5 separate regions of the Mus musculus genome follow, and regions 1, 2, 3 and 4 are each linked to region 5. A link is a loop called in an ENCODE intact Hi-C map of the cell type or tissue named here. Cell type or tissue: heart. All regions are shown on one strand.

Evidence for each region. Peaks named below come from ENCODE experiments on the same cell type or tissue, not always from the same donor. Only the 100,000 strongest peaks of a DNase experiment are listed, where the experiment ranks them.
Region 1: it touches region 5 in a loop (2.8-fold over the local background); 10 of 42 quality-filtered maps call a loop at or near these places.
Region 2: a loop joins it to region 5, with 2.4 times the contacts of the local background. A loop is called at or near these places in 8 of 42 quality-filtered maps.
Region 3: it touches region 5 in a loop (3-fold over the local background); 9 of 42 quality-filtered maps call a loop at or near these places.
Region 4: a loop joins it to region 5, with 4 times the contacts of the local background. A loop is called at or near these places in 12 of 42 quality-filtered maps.

What each region holds. Positions count from the first base shown.
Region 1 is chr8:18,816,432-18,820,431 of GRCm38, forward strand. No RefSeq gene overlaps it. Among named protein-coding and RNA genes, the nearest start is that of Agpat5, 28 kb to the right of the region's middle. In heart, a CTCF peak has its summit at 1,563 (motif pointing left); no DNase peak of the experiment used is centred here; H3K4me3 peaks cover 374 bases; H3K27ac peaks cover 1,150 bases.
Region 2 is chr8:18,919,211-18,923,210 of GRCm38, forward strand. No RefSeq gene overlaps it. Among named protein-coding and RNA genes, the nearest start is that of Gm35934, 19 kb to the left of the region's middle. In heart, no CTCF peak of the experiment used is centred here; a DNase peak (open chromatin) is centred at 2,181.
Region 3 is chr8:18,897,391-18,901,390 of GRCm38, forward strand. The region is part of intron 1 of Gm35934 (a long non-coding RNA gene); the gene reads right to left. Among named protein-coding and RNA genes, the nearest start is that of Gm35934, 2.9 kb to the right of the region's middle. In heart, a CTCF peak has its summit at 1,965 (motif pointing left); a DNase peak (open chromatin) is centred at 1,771; H3K4me3 peaks cover 1,032 bases; H3K27ac peaks cover 1,023 bases; H3K27me3 peaks cover 555 bases.
Region 4 is chr8:18,617,097-18,621,096 of GRCm38, forward strand. The region is part of intron 3 of Mcph1 (microcephaly, primary autosomal recessive 1); the gene reads left to right. Among named protein-coding and RNA genes, the nearest start is that of Gm25763, 5.0 kb to the left of the region's middle. In heart, no CTCF peak of the experiment used is centred here; no DNase peak of the experiment used is centred here; H3K27ac peaks cover 501 bases.
Region 5 is chr8:18,747,927-18,751,926 of GRCm38, forward strand. All of the region lies in intron 12 of Mcph1 (microcephaly, primary autosomal recessive 1), which reads left to right. Among named protein-coding and RNA genes, the nearest start is that of Angpt2, 8.4 kb to the left of the region's middle. In heart, a CTCF peak has its summit at 1,711 (motif pointing left); no DNase peak of the experiment used is centred here.

The sequences.
Region 1 (4,000 bases), 69 kb after region 5:
AGAAACGTGTTAAGACTCGGAGGAAGGTTTGAGAGGACTGGAGAGAGAACTCTATTGGTAAAGGATTTGCCATGCAAGTGTGCAGACCCAGAGTCTCAATCTCCATACAAAGTCAGGTACAGTAACACATATCTAAAACCCCAGAACAAGAGAGATGAAGACGAGCCACCCAGGCTGGCTGAGTCTGTGAGGGCCAGGCTCTATGAGACTCTGTTGCAAAGATAGGATATGAAGAAGCACCCAAACTCAACCTGTCCTACACACCATATACACATGTGCACACAGCCACACACCACATATGTACCACACATACAAAACAAACAAACACAGCACACACACACATGTGCATGCAGGTGTACACCACACACACACACACACATATTAACATAGATATACACAACATACACAATGCACAGAGTACACATACAACAAGCATGCATACACATGCATACGTATCACACACAGAGTCATGTTTGGAGGGCTTTTTTTCCCAGCCTTCCTTCTATCCAGATGAGGGACCAGTGTCGGAAACTCACTGCTGGTATCTGGTTTCATAAACCCAGTCTCATTCCCTCGTGTTAGAAGTCGCACACATCACAGACCGACTCCAATTCAAAGGCAGCCTGCAAACTTAAGACACTCAAGTAATAATCCCGTAATCAGAGAAAGTTGCTCTTTTGATTGAACAAACCTATGTTTTTAGCTCAAGATGTATGTGTTGCCTCTTCCAGAGTCGCTCCAGCCAGTCTCTGGTTATCACAGCCACAGAGAGACAGCTGATCAGTCTTCAGTGTGGGGTAAAAGCAGCGGCATTTTCAAGATTTCTGGTTTCACCCTTTTAACCCAAAGACTAGCTATAAATAGACGCGAAGTCTGGGGTTTCCATGGCTGAGTGCTGCTATAAATAGCTTTAGACATTTTCCCACTTCATGCTTTCTAAAAGAACATTCTCTACTTCCCTTCTTGGATAACCTTTGGGAATAGAGCAAGACCACATTCAGAAGTTTATTACGGGACCCTGACAGAATGGCTAATGAGCCTTCCAGCAACCGTGAGTGTCCCGCAGATATTAGAAACAAACCTGAGAATAAAAGGATTTCATAAGTGTATGCAGTTAAACTCTTACATGTAAACATATTTCTGAAAGAGACATTTTCAAAGGAAGCAGGCTGTTAATATTTTGCCCACTTTCTCATGTCCCTGGGAATGTTCTTCTAAAACACAAAATTAAGCCTAAATTAACCATTCATCAGTTCTGAAGTGAAACAAATGTACTCTTCTTTCCTTCTCTTGTCAGGCCACTGTGGGGGTGTGAAGAAATGCATTGCCTTCATCTCCCTCACAACACCTCCTAGAGAAAGAGGTGCTGGCCCAGCTACCGGGAGTTCAAAAAGTCTGTCTTCTGCATTGAGAATGCGCATGGGACCTTCTTGTAAGGACCTCGGGTAAGATCCTACACTGAAGTGCTCTCTGCTGGTGCTGCTGGCTTGTGGAAGCCGGAGCAGAGTCCCACAGAAAGGCCTCTGAGCATGTCCAATGCCTGCCTGCTAGCAACCTCTGCTGGTGGTTATTTTCAACAGAGAAGGAAGGGAACCAGCAGCTAAGTAAGCAGAGGAAAGGGAAGGTTCATACGGCCCCAAATCAGGTTCTGGGTTTGCTGTGTTTTGTTTAAAGGTGGACAAAAGAAGATCAGTAAGAGACGCTCAAGATACTGGTGATTTTTGAAGCAGAGTATTTGAGCACTTTTAGCGCTACAGAAAATATTGAGCAAAATATTGGACAAAATTGAAAAAACATTGAACAACAACAACAGAAAGAAAAAAAAAAACAAATAATGTTCCTAGCACTGTCAGTTTCCTCTGTTCTTAATGTAGCAAGATTGTGGGTTGTATTGGTTACAGTTCTAATATGTTGATTAAAATTAGCCCACAGTTTAAATTAAGGGTCACTGCTTGTGTTGGGCACTCCACAGGTTTGGGCAAGTAGAAAATGACACAAGCCACATCTTAAATGTTTTACAAATGAATAGATTTCTCTCTGCCCCAATCTCCCGACTCTCCACCTACTCATCTTCCTCCCCCCGAAACCCCTGTCAACTATTCATAAATGGTGGCCTCTGTGGTTCTTGTCTTTCCCAAGAAACTACCAGACTCTCCTCCACGAGGGCTATTTCGGAATATATTCCAATCAGCAACAAGGGAGTGTTTCTATTGCTGCCCAACAGCATCTGGGGGGCATCAGTGTTCTGTGCATGGCTCTTCTCATGGATGTGCAGTTCATGCCAAGGCTGGGGGGCATCAGTGTTCTGTGCATGGCTCTTCTCATGGATGTGCAGTTCATGCCAAGGCTGGGGGGCATCAGTGTTCTGTGCTTGGCTGTTCTCATACATGTGCAGGGGATGCCAGAGCTGGGGGCATCTGTGTGCTCTTTTCATAAGTGTTCAGTGAATGCCATGGCTGCATTTAATTTATAGTTCCTGGTACACATTGATAAGTGCCTTCTGGATGCTTATTCACCTCTGTGTATTTTCTATGATGAAATATATTAGGATATTTTCTCCATTTTTAAGTTGCCTATTTTTTTTTGTATTAAGTTCTGTCTGTATATTTACCTGAAGTGTTTTGCAAAACAAACATCCATTGCACAACTCATTTTTTCTTCTCTTCATCATTGAACAGCATTTGTCATGGAACCTCAGAGACATTTAAACTAAGAATTCAGCATAATGGATTCTTACTTTTTTTTTTTTTAAGTTAAAAAAGTGTGTGTGTGTGTGTGTGTGTGTGTGTGTGTGTGTGTGTGTGTGTGTGGTGCATGTGCATGTGCATGTGCCCGTGCACATGCACTCTGCTTGTAATGGTGCCTGCAGGGGTCAGAAGAAGGCACCGAATCATCTGGGTGAAGCTGTACTTATAGGCAATTGAGCCCCCTGCCTGGGTGCTGGAAACCAAGCTCTGGTCCTCTGAGGGAGGAGCAAGTATTCTTCATCATGGTGCCATCTCTCCAGGCCCACTTCTGATTTTTAAGAAGACCATAATACAAGGAGGAAGGTCATATAGTTGTAAACCAGATACAAGTATTTCACCCACTCAAGGGCATTCAACTAAATGAAGCAAGCCACTTACAAACAGACAAATACATGTAGTTAGTCATCTCCAGGGGCCAGACCACAGTAACACAAGGTGGAAGACAGCAGTCAGGGCTGCTTGGTGAGTACGGTTTCAGGTTTGCGGAATGCAGCTATCTGGAGAAAGCACTCATAGCTCTATGAATTTTCTTGGTACTGCTGGCACAGACATTTCCAATGAGCTAAGGAGGAGAGCTTCAAGTTATTGAAGTGGACGAAGTGCTTGGGAAGCCAGGCAAACGAGTGAAGAGATTGCTGTCTGGTGTGCTGATCCTCTAAACAAGCCTGTAGTTTCACACATTCGTTCTATTCTTTGGAAGCTTTTTTCGCCTGAGCATGGAAGTTATTCGATAGAATGCCAGGAGCATGCGCGAAGCCCTGGGTTCACTCCTCAGCATCATCTTCAAAATAGAACACATCAGCACTTGGGAAAATTGAGGCACCAGAGCTAAAAATGCAATGTCAGCCTCAGTCTCTGGTATGGTACAAAGTGAGTTCAAGGCCGGGCTACATCAAAATGTGTTTTACGTAATTTTTTGAAGGAACGCAAAAGTTGAGACACGGTGAATGACATGCAGGAGTCTAAAATAGGGACAGAGGCACAAATGCAATTCAACAGTGTACTTTGAAGACGTAGAAACCTTCCCACAAGCAAGCCTTGGGACAGAGCAAAGGGTCAGTGGGACAAGCCAATATCCAAAGGAACACAGTTGCTGAGGAAGAGGAAAACTTTAAGATAATAAGCCAGGCTTGGTGGTTCACACCTTTGATGCCAGCACTCAGGAGGAAAAGGCAAGTGGAGCTCTGTGAGTTCAAAGCTAACCTGGTCTACATAGTGAATTCCAGGGAAGCTAGGGTTACACAGAAATACTG
Region 2 (4,000 bases), 170 kb after region 5:
TCTGATACACCACGGGTCCCCCTCTGACCCACAAGTCTTTGCACTCTCAGCATCCCACCACACCAGAGGGGTGTGTTTGTCATCATCCTTGAGCTGCATTAACATCACTGTCATCCAGAGCCCGGTGCCTACCCCAGCTCATTTGTAGCATTGCATGTTTTCTCTGACTTTAGACAAGTGTGTGACACTACCCACCAGAGTGCTGGAGACAGGCGTGTCTGCTCCCAAACTCACTCTGATCTGTCTGCTCATGACTCTGCCCCAACCATTTGGCAACCACCGGCTTTCCACGGTATCAGTAGTTTTGCATTTTCAATGTTAGGTCCTTGAAATCATAATGGATAGACATGCATCCTTTTAAGATCCTCCGTTCATATGCTTTAAGTTCACTCCATATAGTTCCCCCTTTCTCTATGTACCTGTACATGATGTATATGTATATATGATATATATATGATGTATATGTATATGATGTATATATATGATGTATATGTTATATGACTATCACATACATAGTACATGATATACATGAATATGTATATGGTGTATATAAATATGTATATGATGTATAAGAATATGTATATGATGTATACGAATATGCATATGATGTATATGTATGTGTATATGTATATGATGTATATGTGTATATGATGTATATGTATGTGAATGTATATGATATATATGAATATGTATATGATGCATATATATATATATATATACATATATATATATATACACACACACATGTATATTTGTGGGGTGCAAGGAATTGCAGGGCCTTGCACATGCTAGGAAAACACTTCATTACTGAGCTGTAACTCCATCCCTGTGTGTAGGTTTTTCGTGTACACAGTAGTTCTCAATTCCTGGGGTAAACGTCCAGAAACACAAGTGCAGATCCTGAAGCTGACAAGTGCTTAGTTGTATGAGAAATTGCCAACCCATCTTCCAAAGAGTCTGCTTCATTTTGCTCTCCTGCCTTCAATGTGGGAGTGTCCATGCCCGCACTACCCAGTGCTCTCTGTGTTCTGGGTTTGCCTGTTCTAAGAGACATGTCAAGGCATATCCCTGTTGTCTCTTTCACTTTTTTTCCAGTTGTCCTGTGGCCAGGAGTGTCTTCTTGTAGGTTTAATTGTCTCTCAAAGCATCTCTCCAATACAATGGTGCTCTCCAGGAGGGCCCCTCCAGGAGGGCCCCGAAACTCAGCACTATGTGTGCCTTCTTGAAAGCCCCCCCTTTTAATAAAAAAAAGACTTTTATTTATTTATTTATTTAATGTATGTGAGTGTCAGGTGTGTCACTGTCTTCAGACACACCAGAAGAAGGCATCATATCCCCATTATAGATGGTTGTAAGCCACCATGTAGTTGCTGGGAATTGAACTCAGCACCTCTAGAAGAGCAGACAGTGCTCTTAACCACTGAACCATCTCTCCAGCCCAAACTTCTCTTAAGAAGATTGAATTAGATCCTTTCCTCGTTGCTAAGACAAGATACCTGGTGAGAAGATGTAGGCATGGAAGGGCTTGTGTTGACTCGCGGGGGTGGAACAACCCATCACTATGGGGAAAGCATAGCAGCAGGACCTTGAAGTGGCTAGTCACATGGCATCTGCCATCAAGAAGCATAGTTGAAGGATGACACTCGGCTCAGGTTCTCCTTCCTTCAGTCGGGGACCTCAGCCCATGGGATGCGGGCATCACTGCATTTATAGTGGGTCTTCTCATTATAGAAACTCTCTCAAAGACCTGCCCAGAGGTTCGTCTCCTAGGGAATTCTAGATCCTACCACACTGACAATATTAACTATATAATATATGTGTGTGTACATACATACATACATACATACATACATACATAGTTTCTTTTCTAAAATCTATGTCTAAGCATTGAAGCACTGGCTAGAAGACATTAAAGTAATCCAGCCAGGTCACTGTAGCAACTTCCTGAACTCAAGGCAAGGATCTGGTTGGAAAAACACCATCACAGCCAAAGAACAAATACAGAAACTGGGAAATGCCACCTTTGGTGTGCATGCTACCCAGGAATCAGGTGCAAACAATGACCAGGGGTCAGATAGTTAATAGAGAGCTGGTTCTTGTGTCACTCACTCACACTTAAAGACTTCAGCCAAGGCCAAGCTGGCCTGGCGTCGTCCCTCACACCATTAACAGGGAGGTCTCTGAAACACTGGAACAGGCCCAGAGCAGAAACGTGTTGGGACACTTCCTCTACACTTCAGCAGGACAAACATCTATTCTGGGTTTGGGCTGTTTCCAAGTTGGGTTACAAGATGATAAACAATAGGGATTTTGGAGGGGAGGGGGAGCGAGTGAGATTTTTTAACTGGGTACTTTCGCAAAAGCACAATTAACACAGTACTTGAAGAAACGATCAAGTAGAATAGTTAGGGATGTGAAGGATTGTCTGCGGTTGTAAAAAACATTTCCCACCATGGTTCTTGTTTATCCCTTGGATGTTTGGGAAGACCTGCCGAGGCCATATTTTTGTCTAGTCATTTGTGTTTCCCATAGACTCCGAGAACTTTCTTTTATAGACTATCAATAATTATCCATCTGACTCTGAGGGTAAGAAATGGAAAGTAGAAAGTTCAAGAAATCAATTAGCCGGCTTAAATTTGCTGAGAAATCCGGGACGGTGTTCAGGACTGAAACTTACAAAAGTAAATCAACATAGGATGGCAAAGTAAATTAACCCGGATGACAAAATGAAAGGAAGAGCTCCGATACAGCCTCATAAATTTCCTGCTCCATGCATTTCGAGTCTCCAGTTCCTAATAAAATTCTCATGAGAACGGAGTACTGCTTCATAAAAGCCCCCGAACTTGCCCCATGAGAACTGGCTGGTTTATAAGGCCACATGGGTTCAAGGCTGTGGTTTATTTATTAAAAATTTCTCAGTAAATATATCATAGTTGACTGGTGACTGCCCTGAGATCATGGGGAGGCCATGTTTCATTCCTCCTGCCCCCAAACCAGGAAGGAAAACAAGAAAAAGCACGTCAGGAACTCTCTGAAGAAACCATAGCTTTTCACTGAAGAAAGTTCTAGGCTCCTTTTGTTTACCTTCAGTCCAGAGACCTCAACCTCTTTCTTCGCCCACCCCTCCCCCTCCCTTCTCCTCCCCATCTCCCTTCTCTTCCCCTTCCCCAACTGATAGGGTCTCATTCAGCCCAAGCTATGTAGCTAAGGATGACCTTGAAATTCTGATCCTCCCATCTCCACTTAAGTTCTAGGATTATGCAATCCCCAGGGCTCAAACCTACAGCTTTGTGCATGTTAGGCAAGGAGTCAACTGACTGAGCGGCATCTCCAGTCCTGGATATGTGTTTAAATGACATGGTGAAGCCAATGCACTCATAGCTCACATAGCTCTCTCAGAGGGAGGCCTTCCTACTGCCTGAGAGGGACACTGGTGAATACATGTGAATACAATGTAGTCTCAATCTGGGCCAAGTAAAGACTTCACTAAAAAGCTGACATGGATCTTGGATGGTCCTAAGACAGTGTCTGTCATGATCATCCCAGCTTAGAGGAAGGGAAGTTTCACACAGAAACGTCAACCCTTGCTGAAGTTATGGACCTTGTCAGGGTCAGAGTAGGGTGGTGAGCCCAGGCCAGCAAACCTCGGTGTGATGTGTGGGCTCACAGGACTAGATGTAGGGAGATGTCCTGTGTGGTGTCTCAGGCGCTTTTATCATTTTGACCCCACTTACCCTGACTTCTTTTCAAATAAACCCATGTTTGGGGTGTCCTGATTGAGCCCAAAGGGACATAGATACACGCACGTAGGGGCTTTTTGTTCCCTCTCGTATGTACCATTGTTGAGGACAATGAGGCTCATCTATGTATACACACGACACAGCGGTGTCTCCAACCTTCATGGTTCATGTTAGCTCTAAACATGTGGGCTTGTCTGGAGCCAAGCCTGAGTGAGTTGGCTCTGCATGCAGGTATCTGCTGAAGTCTATTCTTGGGGTTC
Region 3 (4,000 bases), 150 kb after region 5:
GAGGGGCCCCAGAAAATTGTGAGTGAATCCCAGACATTAGACATTAAGTTACTTACACAGTTGGGGAGTGGTTTTGCCTTGGTCTGATTGTGAGTGTGCCCTGGTTCTTCCTTCTCGAAGTAAGAAAGTATTTATCTTTGATTTATCTTTTAAAAGAGACTTTGGACTTCTAAACAGAGTGAGTTTTAAAGTTTCTGTATTTGTTTTTTTGTTTGTTTGCTTTTTGTTTGTTGGTTTGTTTGTTTTTAATACACTGTCACTCTCTTCAGTCACACCAGAAGAGGGTGTCAGATCCCATTACAGATGGTTGTGAGCCACCACGTGGTTGCTAGGAATTGAACTCAGGACCTCTGGAAGAGCAGTCATCAGTGCCCTTAACCACTGCGCCAACTCTCCAGCCCCAAGTTTCTGTATTTGTAAAAAGACAGACTTTTTAAGTTTATGAATGTTTTATATTGTGATATTTATATTGATGTGATCTGTGGTCTTGGGTGAAAAAGAAAGGAAAGGTGGTGACTTAACAGTGACGTTTGTGTCAACTAGACAAGGGATCAGTTGTGCTGGATTATTTAGACACAAGCTATGGTTATCACTTAACTAAGACAAGGAATAAGGGGTTACAGGGCTGTGTGTGCCCTGCAGGCCGTCATCCATAGAGTTACTTAGCCTTGTTTTTGGTCCCAGCCTCCAGAACTGTAAGGTGGAGCTGTCTCTAGTAGACTTGCCCACCTGGTTACTTTGTGACCACAGCTGAGCTGACAAAAGAGCTTCCTGGAGGGAGGGGCTTTCAGCCTTGCCCTCAACACCTGCTGAGACTGGCTTGTGGTGGAATTTCCTTGGACAGTTAACAGGGCAGGCAGGGTGACCCAGGAAAGATTCCCAAAACATTGGGGTCTAGTCTTTCTGTGTCCTGTCACCTAACCTGCCCTTCCCACCAAAAGTCCTAGAGTCCCCAAGAGAGCCTAGAACCTGGAGGTGCCTTGCCTCTCAAGTGGGTGGGAAGGAAGAGATGCTGTAGGTTTTGAAGGTTCCCTCTATCTGTCACATTAGGTCAGATCTCGACTCAGTCACATTCCAATGTGGCTGTCCATCCCTCATCCAAAGGCAACAGAAACCTAAAGGATTTCCCCTACAGTCTTTAGGGCTTCATTCTCTACGGCATCCATAAATCTGCCATTAAGTAAATTGATTATGCTTTTCTCTTGCCAATCTGTAATCTGTCTGTTGTGGTAGGAGTGTTAGTCGGGCCCTTTGTGCTGGAGGAGAAGGCTCCCACCTGCCTCGCCCTCCCCCCACCCCCACCCCTCCCCACCCCTCCGCACCCCTCCCCACCCCTCCCCACCCCTCCCCACCCCTCCGCACCCCTCCCCACCTTGTCTTCTTGTCTTTGTTATTTACACTTGAGTTGGTAAGGTATTTCACCTCAGGGGGAGGGAGCAAGGGAAAGCTGCAGATAAGACCTCTCTCAGTAACTTGCCCAGAAAGTCAGTTTCCCCAAGGCAGTGAATGAAGCCACCTCCCCAAGCCCCACGGCCACCCTGGGGCTGCCACCAGAGGACAGCTAGTATTGAAAGTTTTACAGTCAGCCTGGTAAACACAATGAGTGAGCTACCTTTGGCCATCTCTGGGGAAAGGCCCCTTTGTGGATGTAGAAGCTGTAAACAGCTCCGACTTCCTGTGCGGGAGAGCAGCCAATCACAGAGAACGAGAAATCGGGGCGATCAGGGTCAGAGAGGTGGGCTGCACCAGGAGCTCCTATGGAACGTGCACCATGGAAGAGGGGCTACCCTACTGCAAGGGCTTCCACTGAGGGGGTTCCTTTTGCGACGACTCCAAGACTGGCTTTAGGGTTCAGGACATTTTTCTCCCCCATCCTGTTCATTGTATAGTTCTGTTCTACATTTGGGCTTCGCTTCTAGTTTCCTAGTTGAAGTGGAACACCGACCGGGGATTTGGCACCACCTAGTGGTCATGGAAAAAAGCTGACAGTTGAGTTTTTGAATAGTTCTGAATCCAAGTTCGGAAACAGTGGCTTACACACAAAGATGAAAATACTACACAGCAGAGAGAAGAGCAGACCCTGGGAGCCTCGCCACCACAGTCAATGAGCCCTCCCTTCTGGCGGGCACCTTTGTGGGGAGGGCGCTGCTGCTCCTATCGAGCCAATTCTTCCCTTTTTCTCTCTCTCTCTTTTATGTTTTTTTTTTTTTTTTTTTTTTTTTTGGGACTTTGGGTTTTCTGAGTCAGGGTTTGTTATGTAGCCCAGGTCAAGGTTCACCTTGACCTTGAAATCCTCCTTTCTGTGCTTCGTAAGTGCTGAGATTGAAGGCATGTTCCACGATGACCAAGTTTAGCCCATCTTTCTAAAAAGAAAGCTAGGAGTAGTATTTGCTCGGATCCCTCAGGATAGTTTAGGTCATCGAGTGCTCGTGTGTGTATAAGTGCTACACACACACACACACACACACACACACACACACACACACACACACACGCATATACATTGGAACACACTTAACTTATAATCAGCTCTGCTCCTGATGGTAGAAACTTCCCAGGTCAGCCCACACATCCCTGGTAGCCAAGGAGGGATGGGGTCAGCCTGCTTGTCTCTGATCACCTGATCTATGAGTCTCCCAGCTTCACCTGCTAAGACTGAGGCAGCATTTGAGGACCATAACCTTGCTTCTCGTTACTTATTAAGGTGCTTCTGGCTGTGGGAATGAGGTCCACTGAGGAGGGGGAAATGTCCTAAGCCCAGAATCTTGTGCACCCACAAATCTCACACACCAGTATCTTCTAATTGAGATGCAAAGGCTGCCTTTTGGAGAGCCCAGGATCACTTCTCCAGAGGACACATGGTGCAGGGGTTAACTGGTTATTTTGTAGGGGGAAAATGCCTATATGATCTGTTTGGACACCAGACAAAAGAGAGTCACAAGAGACACAGCTGGGTGGACAGTTTCTAAGAACTGCAGGAGAAGGGTATTCGCAGAGCCCAGCATTTGAGTCCTGATGCATGGGGGTGGGGGCGGGGGGCATACAGAAGCCACAGACATGCAAGACACATCTCACAGAAATCCATGTTCCGGCTGAGCATCTGTTTGGTTCCACAGAATGAAAAACATTCCATGCAGCAAGGTTTTAAGAAGGGCCTGGAGAAGAAGTCTGTTATGGCACACTGCAGAAGGGGATGACAGTCCCCTGTCAACAGGAAGTCCATGTAGCGTGTCCAGGAAGCAGAGTGTAATTCTCGGGGCTTCTGTGCAAATGTGTTCTCTCTCGATATTCATGTACGAAGACAACGTAAGTCACTCAAAGAAGTTCGAGGAACTAAATGCAAGTCTTAACCAGGGTCTTTTACTGCATAGGATACAGTCCTCTGTAGGCTCAGTTCAGGGACTCTTTCTCTGGAGATATAAATGTGCATCTCCTCCTCAGAGGTTGTCCATGACAAACCAATGTGCTGTTCCAACTTGGGGAACCAATGTGTTTATTGGGCATACTTACAGAGATGGATGAGGGGTTACTGGGAGGAGCTCCACACCACAGGAAAGACTTGCCCCAATATACATGGTGACTCCCATAGTTGAATAGATGGAGTCTACCTGCTTCCAGTAAGCTTCCACAGGTTATAAACACTAGTGCCACCAGGGATGGAAAGGCTACAGACAATTAGGACAGAACTGCACAAGAATAGCCTGGAGTGCCCGAAGAAGTGGATGTTCCTTAGGCCTTCCTTTTACGATATATAGAATGTCAACAGTCTACAAGCCCCATCTTGGTGGGCGGAGTCTCCTGGCAAGCATCATATCAGCTCTGTAGATGATGGCTATCATGCTCTATAAGACAAACAGCATGAACCATTTCTTTTTCTTTTCATCAAAAATAAGCCTCTTGAAATATAATGAGAAAATGAGTGAAGGGAAGTTTACAACTCGAGGAACGTTTGACTGCAAGATCTCTCCTGGGACGGGGTGGCTGCACGGACTCTGGGGAT
Region 4 (4,000 bases), 130 kb before region 5:
AACACAATCCTGGATCTGAGCCTTTGTGTCCTGTCACTGATCAGTGAATTGTTAAGATGCTTGTTTTAAAGTGGGACAAAATGCGTCTTCTCTAACTAGTATGAACCAAGGCTTTCCCCAAACTCTTACCTACAAAAGATGATTGGTAATTTAATGAACTTGGGCTGATGGTCTGTGAGTTAAACAACTTTTGTAACCCAGAAGGAAGGTGGTAGTGCTTACACACCAGAACTGGTGCGGGCAGTCCATACTATCTGACCTTGTGCTTATGGTGGCTGGGATATTCTTAACGTGGTAATCGGGATCCTCAGATTCAGTCGTTCTCTGTTCAGATGAGTCCCAACCATCTCCTTTTGCTCTTCAGTAGAACAAGTTGGTACGAACTACTCTGTTAAACTCGTAACTGTGCTAGAAAAGAGGCACATACGATACACTTAACTCCTGCTCCTTTCTCACCGTTCTCACTGGGCTTTCTTGTTTTCTTTCTCCCTTTCTCTCCTATCATCTCCCACCTTCTCTCCTCTCACCATCTAACTGTATCTCAGGCTGGCCTTCAGCAGTCTTTGTGCCTCTGCCTCCCCAGTGTTGGGGTCGTCAGCGCGAGTCAGTGCATCCAGCTCTCCTGGTAGGACCATTCTGAAGCTGTGGGCTTCTGTAGGCTTAAATGTGGGCCTTTCTTAAAAGCAGCTTTGTAAAAGTGTGGCTTAAATCAAGTGTGGTGGCTCATGTCTGTAACACTAGGATCTGGGAGGCTGAGACAGGAGGATCACAGAGTTTAAGGCCAGCTTAGGCCTTCTGGCTTGTTCCAAACAACCTGGGGTACGATGCCAGACACTGTCTTTAAATGTCCCCTTTGAGTTTATAGATTGGTTTGTTATCTCATAATCACCAAAGTCAAAAGACTGGGGTTTTATATGCCAGAGTAACACCGCCCGCCCCTTTGAAGTCAGCACCTTTCTCCCCATCCTTCAGCCTGGAGCAGCCTGTGATCTGGATTCTGTAGGCAGTTCATTCCTTGATGTAGGATTTCAGGCAGATGGACTCTTCTCGCATGGACTGTTTGGCTTCCTCCACTTGAATGATAGTTTAGAGATTTCTTCATGTTTCATGCAGTAATAGTTTCCTTTGTCTAGCCAAGTAGTATCCATTGCATGTGCATACCACAGTGCATTTGCCAGTGGTGGAAATGTGAACGGTTTCCCATTTTTGGTTACTATGAATGAAGTTGTTATGGAGATTTGTGTTTGTGCCTTTCTGTGTTTTCATTTCTCGTGGTTTATCACCCAAACAAGGTGGCTGCATGGTTTTATGTTCCTCTAGCAGTGTGAGTGTTCTTTTGTTCCATGCCTTCACCCACACTTGGGATTTGTCCATCATCTGAATTTAGCAATTAAGAGTGGATACATAGCAGCCTTTCGTAAGTTCTAATTTACATACCATATAATTTTCTCAGTTAAACTATACAATTTACTGCTTTTAAACATACTCAAAGAGTTGTACAGCCATCTCCACAATTTTAAAGTATTTTGTACCTGGAGTTGAAGCCTGCACCCTTTAGCTCTCACTCCCACGTCTGAAGCCTCAGCAGCTGTTTATTCACTTCCTGCCTTTATAGTTTTCCAGTTCTGGGTATTTTTGTATAAATGCAGCTATATAGTTTGGCAATGCCTGAAGCTGCTTCTTAGCAAAATCTGTTCTGTTGTCCCTTTTATTTGCTTCCTTTTTCTGATCAAATAGTGCTTGATTGTATGAGAGTATATGCATGAGCACACAGGAACACACACAACACACGCACAAGCAAAATGCTTATTGGACTCACAATTCCAGGTTATAGCATCATGGCAGTCATGTCACTGCAGCAGGTGGATGAGAGAATTGGTTCTGTTCCATCCATGGTCAAGAGCAGGGAACATTGAATGTACATGTGTTAATAGTACTCAGCTCTGCTCCTCCCTGTTTTATGCAGTCCAGGATCTCTTTCTCAGTGAATGGTTTCATCCAAGGCAAGATATTCTTGCCTTACTCTAGACAGTCCTTTACAGACATGCCTAGGAGCCTGTCTCCTGGGTGCTGAGCTGTTAGTTCATAGTAACTATCACAGGGTAGAAGGTAGTCAGCCCATATATGTGTACCGTGTGCATACGGTGCCCACAGAGGCCAGAACAGTGCATCATCCCCGGAACTGTACAGTTACACTATAGATGATTATGAGTCACCCAGTGACTAATCCAGGTCTTTTGCAAGAGCAGCACTGCACTAACAGCCAGCCGTCTCTCCAGCCACAGGAAATTTGTCTTTAACCAGTCCCCCTCAGAGTACCCTGCTCCCACAGGCAACGTGTATGCATCTTTTGCTCACAAATGTTCTTTCTTTTTATACCACTGTACAAGCCAGTGGCTTCTGCTTGCAGTTCTGATAGGAAGTAGGTAGTTGGATCTTGTGTCCACCATGGATACAGTTCCTGTCACATAGAGCTTTTTCCCTTCCTCCTGTGCTGCCTGCCATCCCAATGTCCAAAGCTCTTGGCTTCTAGTTATCTCACATGGACATAAGAATTCCACCCTGGTGTTAGGAGAGTGGGTGTTTCTAGGCACCCATGTCCAGACATGCTCACCTGCTCCTCTCTCTTGTGCTCCCCACTCCCGCTGGGGAGGACCTGGAGTCCTTGACTTCTGCACCTCTGCTAGGCCTGGACTTCCTTTTGTTTGTTTGGTTGGTTACTTTCCAGTTCTGCAGGCAGCTCTTACCCACTCCTTGTTTTCATTAGTTTATGTCCCATTTGTTTTCTTTTACTGTTATTTTATTGGGATCTGGTGGACGAAGAGAAAATCGTGCACTTGTTCTGTCGTTTAACCCAGATGACAAAACCTGTTTTATTCCCTAAACATTGCTTAGTTATTATCTCAGGGCCCTGTTGTGCCTACTCTGTTACTGTCAATCTTCAGTGGTCCCTTGGGTACTCTCTTGCTCCTGAAACCTATTGTTTGGGTGACCTATTTGTGACACTTCCTTCAATACCTCTTTCCTTAGATAGAACCTGCAGGGGCAGGAGGTCAGCTCTTAAGCATAGCAAAATGTCCGCAGGGAGACCAGAACTCTGTGTGATGGTCTCTCATAACTGGGGTTGTCTGCCTGATCTTTCTCAAAGCATTGGTGGTATGTAGGAAAGTTACTTATTTGGTTTTTATGTTGATTTTGTATCTGTCACTTTGCTAACATGTTTATCAGGGCATTTATGCTGGAGGCTTTATGGTTCCTTAATAGATAATATCTTCTAGAAATAAGAACACTGACTTCTTCCTATGCTACTTGTATTCTTTTTATTTACCTCTCTTGTCTTATTGTTCTTTCTAAAAGTCCATTCCTCTTTTAAGGTAGGGTCTCATTACGTAACTCTGGCTGACCTGGAACTTGCTCTGTAGACCAGGTTGACTATGAACTCACTCTACCTCTGCCTGAGTGCTGGGATTAAAAGCGTGAAGCACCATGCCTGGATTTATAGTTTGTATTCTTTCACTTGAAATATATACATGCTCAAGTGGGACTGGTTTGTAGGAAGATGGAAGTGTCATTCCTTCCTAGTGGATTGTGAGTGTTGTGAACTATCTATAGACAGATGGCAGCAGCCACAACTGCCAGAGAGGCTTGCTGCAAACATTGTAATTTTGTAAATATTATTATTATTATTATTATTATTATTATTATTACAAGTCATTCCTGTAACTTCAGTAACTGTTTAGAGATGGTGAAGCTGAGGTAGGCTGTATATGTGGAGATTCTAAGGTGGACCATAAGGACAGGGAGATAGGCTGGTAGATGTGGAGACACTAAGGTGGGCCATAAGGGCTGGTAGGTGTAGAGACACTAAGGTGGGCCATAAGGACAGGGATGAGCTAGATCGACTGGGGAAGTAGTGAGTGAGATTAGATAGAAAGGATGGGCCTGTGTCCGTGAGGATCAACAGGATAGATTATAGCTACAGAGGGTCAGTTAAGAGGAG
Region 5 (4,000 bases):
TGTTTACTATGAAGTCATGTCTGAATGACAGTTAGATACAGTAGATTTTTGTTGTTGTTGTTTTAAAGAAACTTAAAAGATTCTCATTGTTTACACTTTGTACCAGCAGGATGCAGCAGAGTATCCTGTTAAAGTACGTTCATATCTGATAGCCACACTGTGTGTCTTCTCAAGCCCACAGACTCTAAAAGGGGGAGCTTTTTATTTATTAAAAACTTGGGAAATATGCAAGTAAATATTTTTTTAAGATTACACCACAAATTCCTCAAATTTTTAGGAAGATTTCAGTTTATATAATTATTCTGTTGTATAAAGTTATCTCAAACACTGTTTGATTTTTAAATATTTTCATTCTAATATTTTTGTGGAATATTTTATCTCTCCATCTGAAACAAGAAATGTCAAAAGGGTCCATATACGAGTGAGTCACAGGTTTGGGAAGACAGTTAGTGCCGTTCTCCAGAGTGAGTGAGGGCCGACCTGACATTTCTGCTCTTTCTCTCTGGTGGGAAAACGGTAAACATTCTATGTAAAGGACTCGTGTGCTAGAGGTAGTTACTTCACTCGTGACTTCAGGTAAATCTTTTCCTTGACTCAGCACTTGGTATTTGAAGTAGGTTTGTTAGCTAAGATTTTACATTGCCCCTTCCTAAATCCATTCTGACACACTTTCAAGAGTTTGTAACCTACTGTGAAATGTGTCCAGCCTCCCTCCACAGCCATTCTAATGAACTGTCTGCATCTCTCACAGACGAGTTTTCCTTTGGAAGTGGCCTACTGCCATCTAGATTAATCTTCTTTGAATATAAATTTATAAATGTTTATCTTAATTATTGAGAAACTTTTTTAAAAGGAGATAAAAATGTCGTGAGTATTCCCATTTAGATATATTATCTCTCTTGGTTATAAGTTAACATAAATAAATGGCTTATGTCAAGGTTATTTTTTTTTAAATGCACATGACCCTCATTTTGTATTCCCATCCATCTGGCTAAGTTAATACGAAAACTCTGTCTGTGGGAACTTACATTCCATTATGGACTTACATGGACAAAAGTCGTTTTTGAAAAACTTGAGCACAACCATGATAAATAGTTGAGCATAAAAGTTATAGCCAAGCTTATGAGCAGTTATGATGCTCCCCGTTAGGTGTGGAAAAGACCCTCCGCTGTCCTTGTCCCAGCATGGATCCATTTGTCTCTCGATGGCCAGGTTTCCCTGGTTATTTTCCTGTGTACTCTGCCTTTCTTTCAAACTCTGCCTTAAGGCCCTCATCTGGCACCCACTACCACATCCACCAAAGGTTCCTGCTCCAGGAAAGGGCACAAGTCAAGGAAAAGCTGACACAAAATAAAGAGAAAATAAAAGGAAACAAACTGGACAGAGACCACAAAGAGGGCGCAGTTGCAACAGTATTAAGATACCACGCTGCTCACATCTGCTTCCCTCAAGGGGAACAAAATATGCAATAATGCTTTTAAAGCCTAAAGTACTAGTCTAATAGAATATTTACAGGAAAAGAAATTGTATACTTTCCTCAAAAAAATCATTATGCCTTTAAATGACCTTACATTTTTTTTTTAGCCTGTATGCCAAAAAGTCTTGTTTGACTACAATAAAAAATTAAGCGCACAGAACCCTGAAAGCAAGAGAAGGTACTCTCAAACGCTCTGTTAATACTCACCTGCTCCCTCTGCTGGTCTCCTAAGAAGTGACCGACAGAAGTGTCATTAAGGTCATTAATAGAAACGCTGAGCAGTTTAAGCATCAACTGGTAAGTAACCTGGATGCTGTTAGTCATATTGCAAAATGGCACAGCATAGACAAAGCCTTCACATCCGTGCACGCAGGCACATGCGTGTAGTGCACACGGTACACACAGCAGTACAGTTACTGCCCAGAGGACACAGAAGTCTGTGCTGCCAATCCTCTGGGGCCCAACTGCCTGAAGCAAGACCCCACTCTAGTGAACCTGAGTGGTACTGTGACAAAGGCATTGCTTTGTGGCACCAATGGTGAACTTCATGCCCCCAGAAACGTCCCCAAAGCAGGTAAAGGCTAAGTGAACTGCCGGAATGTCTCCAATGTTGATTTTGATCCCAACTATTAACTTAGTCAAAAAGAAACCATCTTGCCAACCCCAACTTGCCCCATAGAGCAACCTAAACTGAGAGAAACTACATTCCACACTGAGGAAGTTGGTTGCATAATTTAACAATGAAAAAAGGCACAAAACGTGATGGGCATTCAGAGAACCCAACTGCAGCTTAAGAAAGGGATGGTGAAGGAATAAACTCACTCCACAGCCAGCTCAGCCATCAGAGCCTACCCACCCTTGGAGAACTCGAGGCAGTGGAGTAGCCCACTATGATCCGGAGAGTCCTCTGGATGAGGTATGGAAAAGGGGTAAGAGGGGTAGAGTCAGAGAGGCCAAAGACACCACTGCGGTCCCTCAGGGCAGACATGGTGGCCTGAGCTTCTGGTGTTAATTTGGGGACATGCAAGAGGAAGAAGCATCAGTGTGACTGGCTGCTGTGAGGAGTGCAGAGATTGGGACTGGGGACTTCTCTGTCACCTGAAACCATTATCGATGCTGGTTAGGAGGCGTAAGCCCTCGCTAAGTGCTTGCCTAAGGCGAGCAAAGCCCTGAGTTGCATCCCAGCAGCACAGCGCACGGCTGTTGGGGAGAATGGGGAATAAGAGGGAAACAACTTTAGGTGCTGGAATTATTTCCATAGCCTGAGCACCATAATAAGACAATAAAAAAAACCACCAGGCTTATCTAGTACTGTGGAGGGTGGGAGCACAACCATGATAAATTTTTCTGAAGGCATCCTGTACTGGCGATATGAATTCTCCCCCACCTTTCTCCACCTTCACCAGACAGAAACAATAAGAACACAAGCCATCCTTTGCTAAGCAGAAGCCAGCAGATAGAAGAAGTAAGCAGGCTAGCAAAGCCTTCACAAGAGGGAACTCATAGATGTCTTTCTACCCCAGCTCTGTCATCTTGCTAGATCAGTTCCTTCGGGTACTGTTAAGAGGTACCACAGTCTCAGATTTCCGAGTCATTGCTAGCCTCCTTAAACAGCCTTTGCTGACATCCTTATGTGACATGGATAAAAAGAAGCTGCCCCTTACTCAAAGTGCCGTGGCTGGCATTTCTTAGGCATAGTACTGAAATTAATCCAATCAATAGTCCTTCACCGAAGGCTCACCGGGGCAGGCTCTGTGGCTTCTGGCGTGCTACCCCTTGCCATAGTTTCTGTTCTGGGAGAAACAGGCAATGAATAAAATAAAGAGGAGCCAGTCCAATTAGTAAAAAGGTATAAAGAGCCCAAGGGGGTTGCTTATGACTCAAAGAAGAGGTGAGACCTCATATGCCGGATACATTGTATAGCTTTATACCTTTGCATTAATTTGTCATTTGAGGTCCCCTGTTAAGGGTTGGATTGTGCTAACCCTAAGTCCAAGTTGAAATCCTTTCTTCAAGGGCCTCAGAATGCTACCTTATTTGCAGCTGTAACCATTCAGGTATATTGATTTAAACTGGAGTAATACTGAAATAGTGAGGGCCTCTCTCTATTCAATATGGCTGATATCTTTTTAAAAGATGTTCATGGGAAGACACAGACATCCTCTAAAGATGCTATGTGACCCTGGAGACAGAGACCAGGTGATAGTACCCTCAGACAGCCATCAGCCTCCAGAAACCGGGAGAGGCCAGAACAGGTACCATCATAGGTCATCCTATGGGGCCATCCTATCAACAGCTCGGCCTTGGACACTCTGGCCTGCAACGCCATGTGGGCATGAATTTCTGTTCCTTAAGGCCCTCAGTTTTGTGGCAGTTGTGATTGACCTGTTGAACTAATACAGCGTCAAAAACAATTCACATTAGGAAGAAGATTACCATGTGCTTCCGCCAAACTAGCCACCTGATTCCTCATGCTTCCTGTTTAACCTGGGGGCAGTGGGCAGAGGGGATCCAGGCAGCTCT